Linked DNA regions of Mus musculus: region 2 is linked to region 1. A link is a contact called in ENCODE Hi-C or POLR2A ChIA-PET data. All regions are on one chromosome and are shown on one strand. The core of a region is the stretch at or near the end of the contact, and the rest is flanking DNA. Distances in the headings are between cores, read along the strand shown. Region 1 holds the start of Tbx6 (T-box 6). Region 2 holds the start of Ino80e (INO80 complex subunit E).

What was found. A loop is a pair of places that touch in the nucleus more often than their neighbours do. ChIA-PET counts read pairs that join two places held with the same protein, here RNA polymerase II (POLR2A).
Region 2: a loop to region 1 is called in a map of heart, with 2.1 times the contacts of the local background. The contact joins the promoter of Ino80e here to the promoter of Tbx6 in region 1. A Hi-C loop is called at or near these places in 1 of 37 maps with a recorded cell type or tissue (heart). POLR2A ChIA-PET finds 5 or more read pairs at or near these places in 4 of 5 experiments (Patski and embryonic stem cell).

The regions. Positions count from the first base shown.
Region 1 is chr7:126,779,361-126,783,485 of GRCm38, forward strand. It overlaps Tbx6 (T-box 6), which reads left to right and starts at 2,123. Exons shown (of 8, transcript NM_011538.2): 1 at 2,123-2,264; 2 at 2,353-2,587; 3 at 3,485-3,752; 4 at 3,845-3,991; 5 at 4,070-4,125. The coding sequence starts at 2,147. Ypel3 (yippee like 3) reads left to right here. Exons shown (of 5, transcript NM_025347.3): 5 at 667-1,150. The coding sequence ends at 756.
Region 2 is chr7:126,861,019-126,864,986 of GRCm38, forward strand. Ino80e (INO80 complex subunit E) reads right to left here and starts at 1,354. Exons shown (of 8, transcript NM_001370765.1): 1 at 1,256-1,354; 2 at 687-999; 3 at 458-528; 4 at 222-274. The coding sequence starts at 1,311. It overlaps Hirip3 (HIRA interacting protein 3), which reads left to right and starts at 954. Exons shown (of 7, transcript NM_172746.3): 1 at 954-1,498; 2 at 1,582-1,702; 3 at 1,800-1,908; 4 at 2,151-3,232; 5 at 3,302-3,467; 6 at 3,545-3,643; 7 at 3,716-3,968. The coding sequence starts at 1,434. The coding sequence ends at 3,879.

The DNA of each region.
Region 1 (4,125 bases), core at 873-3,372:
ACTTGGGAGGCAGAGGCAGGCGGATTTCTGAGTTCAAGGCCAACCTGGTCTACTGAGTGAGTTCCAGGACAGCCAGGACTGCACAGAGAAACCCTGTCTCGAAAAACAAAAGCAAAAACAAAACAAAAAAAGAGCAAGCAGATACTGTGGGTTTATAAATGGGTAGATATAGGGCAGAGAAAGCAGGCTGGGGCAAAATGAAGTGAGTATATATATAGTTATCATTTAGTTGTAAGTTTTATTGTTTTTTTTTTTTTTTTAATGTGGTGCTTGTATTGAATCCAGGCCCTCCCACAAGATAAACATCCCCAACTCCTAAAGTTGTTTATATTAAGCTCTCTGCTATCTAAACAAAACTACCTTAGGTTGAAATGGCCCTTAGGCCACCAGTTTGTAATCCTTGGACCTTGAAATCTTGTAGGGGCTTCCAAATCCTCCCTGTTGGAGCTGTCATTGATTTTCAGAACTACCCGTGCTTCAGAGTTCTCTCTCTTCCCAGTGAGGAAAAGTGGTGTCTGGGCAGGCAGCTGAGCTTCTCTGGGCCACAGGGTTTTTTGTTTTTTGTTTTTCATATATAAACCAAGACCAATGGTATTCATTCCCAAAACCCCATTGCCTAGTGGTAAAAGTATTGTCTGTGCCTGGCAGCCCTTTCTCTCCTTCCAGGAGCAAGCCTTTGAGAGCAGCCAGAAGTACAAAGAGGGGAAATACATCATTGAACTCAACCACATGATCAAAGACAACGGCTGGGACTGACCTAGCTCCTGCCGCATGTGGCTTCAGCCTGGCCTGGCCGCCAGGGGGAGCCACTGGTTTCGCTCCTCCTGAAGGGAGCTCTGGACCCTCAGGGCCCCCACAGGGGAAGGACCCAGCTCCTGTACATACATTTTATTGCATGCACTGTGACCTTGGGGGGAGACAAAGAGGGGGATTGTACCCCCACCCCCTGCACCTCCCTGCGATCTGGCTGGCTTGGATCTCATTTTTTAACCCCTTCCTGTCTTGCCTGTCCCATAGATAAGGCCTGTGTGCTGCTCTCATGGCCCTGGTGCACCACCTTTCTGTGAATCTCTCCCACTGGATCCCTCTTACCTGCAACGTGTCTGTTCTCGTTCTGTAGCATTTGTAAATAATAAAACAATGGAATGGAGACAGCCCCTGGCTCACATGGAATACAGAGAGGGGACCTGGAATCCAAGTTCCTTCCCTATAGATGGGTTCCATTCAGAGCCCTCAGCAGGGGGAATGGAGTAGGAACAGTAGACCAAACTAATCTTGCTCCTGACATCTTGCCTATGTTAGTCCTGGCTTTCGTTCCTCGGGGGCAAGCGTCAGAGAAGACCACCAATTCTCTGGCTTTGCCGCCCCAGTCTGAACTACAATTCCCAGGGATCCCAGCACAGGTTGCCTGTGGCCTTTACGTGCGACTGGCGCGGTGCCTACTGGGAAGTGTAGTTGAAATGTTCTCGGCGTGAGACCTTGCGCTTTTTGCACGAGATACCATAGATGTGTAACTGTGCACGCCCCTCAACTTTTGAGACTTGGAGGCTTTTCAGACTATAAACCAGGGAGGACTCTAGGCTTTAGTCCTCTGCCTCGGTCTCTTGAAGATGCCCAGTGTCTGGCGTATCAGCTCAGACATCAACCCTGCACTTGTCCTCGCGTTCACTTCGCAAGGCTAGTCCTCCAAGTGAAAAAAAGGGAGGGGGTCACCTTCCAGAAAGTCTGGGGCTTTAGGGTCTAACCCGGGATCCTAGGCTCGGTGCCAGGATCCAGATCCCACCCCTGCCCCCTAGCCGGTCTGCCCCCACCGTGGGAACGGAGACCAGCTGGCCGGAAGCGCCAAACTGCGTCCCTGTCTTAGCCCTAGGGATCAATCAGACCGAGGAGTTAATTATGTAATGAGGGGGTAGGGGGTCGGGACTAGTGAAGCTGCGAGGGAGAGGGGAGGGTACCCAGGTATCCGGCCTCCTCTTGGACCCCTTCTAGGCCCCAGGGGTCTCCATTCCAGCCCACCTCCAGGGCCCCAAGGAGGGGAGGGGCTGTGATCTCTGGTTTGGAAGGGGCTGTGCTGTGAGCTATAAAGGGGGCATCCCTTAGACCCCGGATTCTAGCAACGGGACACAAGGCCAGAAGAAACTACAACATGTACCATCCACGAGAGTTGTACCCCTCCCTGGGGACTGGCTACCGTCTGGGACACCCCCAGCCTGGGGCAGACTCCACCTTCCCACCTGCCCTGACAGAGGGTTACCGCTACCCTGGTGAGCGGTTGGATTGGCTCTGGGTAAGGGGCAGGAAACTGGGAATATGTGGCCCTCCCCTGGATCCTCATTCTTCCCACATCTCCAGATTTGGATACTTCTAAACTGGATTGCTTCCTCTCTGGGATCGAGGCAGCTCCCCACACTCTGGCTGCAGCCGCTCCTTTGCCCCTTCTCCCATCTGCTCTGGGCCCCGAGACAGCACCGCCACCCCCAGAGGCCCTTCACTCGCTTCCTGGGGTCAGCCTGAGCTTGGAGAACCAGGAACTGTGGAAGGAATTCAGCGCTGTGGGGACAGAGATGATCATCACCAAGGCTGGCAGGTGAGGGACGGCCAAGTCAGCTTTTAGAAAAGAGAATTCCTGGGACAGAGCTAGGGTTAGGGGCCCCTTCAGGGCTAGGACAACCCAGACAGCAGAATCTAACTATGGCCTGACACTGTGACCCTGGACTAACAGGAGTTACACTGTGTCGAGGTTTAAGGATCAGGCTGGCGAGTTTGTGACTGGGTTTAGGAGCCATTCTATCAAGGGTCAGAAAGGTCAGCCTGGCTGGGTTGTAGATTGGCATGTGGCCTAACTCAGAAGCAGACAGCCTATGAGAAGGGTCAAGGACCAGTCAGTGACCAGTGTGGGAGAATCTGTCCAGGATCAGGGGCCGTGTGTGACTAAGTCCCAGCTCACCCTGAAGGAAGGTGATTGCCTACCGTGTGAGCTCTGGCAAGGTCTCTAAGGCCTGAACCCCAGGCTAAATCCTGTCCCCAGGGCCCAGCACCTATTATTTCTGAAGAAAGTTAGTCTTTGCTGCCACAGAGGTCAGTGCTGCACCAAGGTGGGGAGCAAGAGGCTCCTAAGGCTTCAGGAAGAAAATAGTTACCACTGTTTCTGCAAAGAGAGTTACAGGGGGCAGGGGGCAGGAGCCTGGACAGGATGTGGCAAGGGCTCGGAGACAGAATTGTACCATGTTGTAACTAGGATGGAGAGAGTGAAGGGGCAGGTGGGGAGATTAACCTGCTCCGGCCTGTCAGAACCCCTAACCTGTCTGTCCCCTTTGCCCATCTGTACAATGGCTCTTAGACTCTGCTGGAGAACCTAGTTACACCTCTCTGGCTTTACCGTGCCAAAACTGAGGTGCCTATTGCTAGTTCCTTCACTGATGCTGGGCTCACAGCTGTTAGAGGGTAGCTCCAGGCCTCTCCTCCTTCCCCTTTCCCTGCGCAGGCGCATGTTCCCTGCTTGCCGAGTATCAGTCACTGGCCTGGACCCAGAGGCCCGCTACTTGTTTCTTCTGGATGTGGTTCCAGTGGATGGGGCCCGATACCGCTGGCAGGGCCAGCACTGGGAGCCAAGTGGCAAGGCTGAACCCCGCCTACCCGACCGTGTCTACATTCACCCTGACTCTCCTGCCACTGGTGCCCACTGGATGCGGCAGCCCGTATCCTTCCATCGTGTTAAGCTCACCAACAGCACACTGGACCCCCATGGCCACGTGAGGCCCAGGCTGGGACTCCTTGGTGGGGTGTTAGGGTGGTAATGGGAGGAAGGTGACGGCTGGGAGTCACCTCGTTTCTTCCCTCCCAGCTGATCTTGCACTCGATGCACAAGTACCAGCCTCGCATCCACCTGGTGAGAGCCACCCAACTATGCAGCCAACACTGGGGGGGTGTGGCCTCCTTCCGATTTCCTGAGACCACATTCATCTCTGTGACAGCCTACCAGAACCCTAGGGTGAGTGGCCTTGCTTGAGGGAGGGTCAGTGACTGTCGCCCAGGCTACAGGGGCTTTGACCTGCGTGTGTGTCCTCAGATCACACAGCTGAAGATCGCAGCCAATCCCTTTGCCAAAGGTTTCCGAGAAAATGG
Region 2 (3,968 bases), core at 104-2,603, 81 kb after region 1:
TCAGGCTAGCCTGGTCTACAAAAGGACTACACAGAGAAACCTTGTCCAATGGGGTGAAAAAAGACAAAACAGGAAGAAGGTGACAGAAGGCAGCAACTAGGCTTAAGAACCATTGGAGGGGCCTGCATCAGCTTCCGGACCCTAGGAGGGTGGACCTAGGAACACGTGTTTCAAGGGCCAGTATCTCATATCTTCCTAAAAGTGGTCATGACTTTGCTCACCAGAGGAGTCTTCATCCACGTTCTCATACTGCAGAAGTCGATCTAGAAGGAAACTGAGACAAGTGGGAAGGAGGGTGGGTATCCCCATTTTGGTGGTCTTGAGCCCTACCTAGTCCCTCCTAGGAGACCCACTGGATCCTCCTAAGACTGCATGCATTTGGGATCCTGTTCCGGGACGGCGTAAGAACGGATTCCCTGGGAGTTAACAGTGCCCTCGTGCCCACAAGATGCCTTACCTCTTGTCTCGGGAAACCTTCAGCAATTTCCTTTGCGCCTTTCTGAGCTCCTCCTGGAAGCACTCGTGCTCCTGCGGCGGACAGGGCGGGTGCTGAGCCAAGAGCAATCCATAAAAGACCCAGAACCCGGAGACATCTCTCCCTACTCACCCCCTTTACCACATGGGTAAACTGAGGTCCTCTCCGAGTTAGGCCTCACACTCCACAACCGCCCCACGCTGGCACTCACGTAAATGAGGAACTTGAGCTTCCGCTTCAGATTCCTGTATTTCTTTTTGTAGTCCACTTCGCCGTCCGCTGGTCCGTTCATGACCCGCCAGGGAGAAACGCCCCGGAGTAGAGTCCCGCTACCCAAGTCCGCCCGGCCTCTCACACCTCCACTTCCGGAGACTTTGCAACGCCGTATGAAACGGACTACAACTCCCAGCGTCCTCCGCGCGCGGGGAGCGTAATCACACCGCCCGCCCTCCTGGGGGAAGACCCGAAAGGAACGCTGCTTCCAGTGGCTTCGCGGTGAGCTGAGGTCACAGAGGAGCTGGACACTGGGGGGGCACAATTATTGATTGTAAACTGTTTATAAAGATTTGGAACCAAAAGAATATAACCAGAAATTCAGTATGTTAGCGAGAATACCGTCTCCCTTCTGCCTTTCGAAACAAGCGACCTAATTTGTTAATCCCGACCACAGGGATTGATTGAACTGATTACGTTATAAAGACTGCCGGCGCCGAACCGGCTTCTAGCGAAAATTTTAACACGTAGTTTTAGCAAAGAGTCGAAACCTCGCTCAAGACCCACCAGCTGCTCAGGAAAAAGCAAGGTCGGCCAAAGTTTTCCGTCTCAGTGCTCCACATCGGAGGCTCAACGGTCCCATTCCTCACGAAGCCGCCGCACTGCGCGTGCGCAAACTACTGTCGCTCGGGAAACCAGCCTTGAAGAAAAAAAGGCGGGAGCAACCAATCCCTGGTGACGCAAAATGGCGCCGGGAGATGAGATGCGAAAATTCACTCGCAGCTTCTTTCGAGCTTGCCCGGACCTCAGGTGCATAGAGTCTGGGTATTAGAGTCTGGGTTGTGAAGGGGAGGGGTTAGGCTGGAACTCTGTCATGACACGTGTCTCTGTAGCTCGGTTACGCACGCCATCGTGCGACAGAAATTTTTGATTCACGTGGGTCGGGATCATCTTGAACCTGAAGAGAAGCAGGCGTTGAAGCGGCTGGTGGAGGAGGAGCTGCCGAAAATGCAGGTGTGGGTCTAACCCTGGGCCAGCAGAGACAGGGTTTGTTGCTGAGGGGTTGGGGCAGGGCATCTTGGTTCGGTTTGCCCTCATGCTGCACCCACAGGCGGATGCTGGTACCAGGGAAGGAAAGCCAGACTTTATCAAAGTGAAGAGGTCTCCTGCTCCCTGCAGTGACCCAAAGAAGAAAAGGTTCCGCTTTAATTCAGAGTCAGGTTAGTGCCTTCTTCCCTGTTTATCTGTCTGTGACTCCAGCATCATTGGTTTCTTCAAAAGGCGAGGCGCATGTATTAATTGCAAGGCTGGGGCTTGGGGGACAGTGAGTCAGGAACCAGCTGGGGCCACAGCTGTGGTGCTTCTTGCTGCCCTTCACTCTTAACCAGAGTAGATCTAGAAGCATCCTATTCTAGATGGAAGGAGAGGGAGGAATCCATCCAGTCCCATCCCCATGTTTCAGAATCCAGCTCTTCACCATCCAGTCCAGATGGCTCAGGACCCTCAACAAAGAACAGGACAACCAAGAAGACATGTCTAAGAAGAGCCTTAAAGAAAGCAGTTGAGAGCACAGATGAAGACCACCAAACAGACCTGGATGCAAAGATGGGATTGGAGGAGAGCAGTGAGGGGGAAGCAGAGGGCTCTGTTAGATCAGGTAAGGTCACCGAGGAAGAGGAGGACATGAAACAAGAACAGAAGGGCCAGGTTAGAAAGCAAGCTGGGGCCAAAGACAAGCAAGTACCACTCAAGGCAGACAGGAAGCAGGTTAGGGAAGAGAGTGGGAGCAGTGAGGAGGAGGCTGTGCTGCAGAGAGCAAAGGTGGAGGGAAGCACAGGTGCTAACTGCCAGGAGGAGAGTGAAGAGAGCGGAGAGGAGAGCCCAGCTAAGAAGAAAGAGCTTAGTGAGCCCAGATCCAGAAGTAACAGAGCAGAGAGAACAGCCAGGGAGAGAAAGAGCTATAAGCAGAAAAGCAGGCCTGGGAGGCCAACTGGAGGCTTGCGAGACAGCGAGGCAGAGAAGGAAGGGGGCACAGTGGGCAGTGGGGACAGCAGTGAGGAGGGGGAGGCAGAGAAGGAAGGAGGCACAGTGGGCAGTGGGGACAGCAGTGAGAAGGGGGAGGCAGAGAAGGAAGAGGGCACAGTGGGTAGTGGGGACAGCAGTGAGGAGGGAGAAGAGCACTCGGTGAAGAGAAAGAGCAAGGTCAGGACCCAGACCGAGAGTGGGAGGAGGCAGAACACAAGCAGCAGGGATGACAGTAACAGCACACAGGAGCAAGCAGCTGCTCAAGGCACTACAAAGTCAGGCAGCCTAGGCAGCAGTAATGGTGACAGTGACACAGAGAGGGAAGTGAGTGACTCCCAGGCAGGACAAAACACCAAAGAGGAGAGGAAGAGCCGCTCTTCCAACAAGAGCTCCAAGAACGGCCAGGCCCGAAGTTGTTCATCTTCATCAGATTCGAGTCCAGAACCCACAGGTCAGAAGGGCAAGGCCCGAAGTTCCTCATCTTCATCAGATTCAGGTCCAGAACCCACAGGTCGGAAGGTGAGAGGACACACCAGGTGGGTGGGATCCACTCAGGAAAAGGGACTTCAGCTGCAAACTCCTTATTAGGCTGCCTCTCGCTGTGGAGAGGACCACCCAGCTGTGGCTAGACTAAAGCGTTACATTCGAGCCTGTGGTGCCCACCGAAACTACAAGAAGCTGCTGGGCTCCTGCAGCTCCCACAAGGCGCGCCTGAGTGTCCTCAGGGCTGAGCTGGAAGCACTGGGCATGAAGGGTGAGAGGGGTGTGCCTGAGATCTACAGGAGGGCCTGAGCACTGGGGAGGAGGCCTCACAAGCTGCTTCTGCTCCAGGGAACCCTTCCTTGGAGAAGTGTCGCGCTCTGAAGCTGCAGCGGGAAGAGGCAGCTGAAGTGGCTGCCCTGGATGTTGCCAACATCATCAGCAGTACAGGTAAACAATTTCTGCTTCAGGGAAGGAAGAGCCTGGGGTCCGGGAACTGATTTTTCTCTCCCCACCTCCCAGGCCGGCCACGAAGACGAAATGCCTGGAACCCTTCAGGGGAAGGGACCTCCCCAGGAGAGACTTATCGCCGAACCCTGGACTCAGAAGAGGAGCAGCCGCGCCAAGCACCTCCAGACTGGTCCCATATGCGTGATATCATCAGCAGTGACGGTGACAGCAGCTGAACTCCCGTGTCCATGGTGGACCTTACCCTGTTATACAAGAGCCTGGTCAGTGGAAGCAACTTCCAAAGACAGACTACAGTGGCAGGATC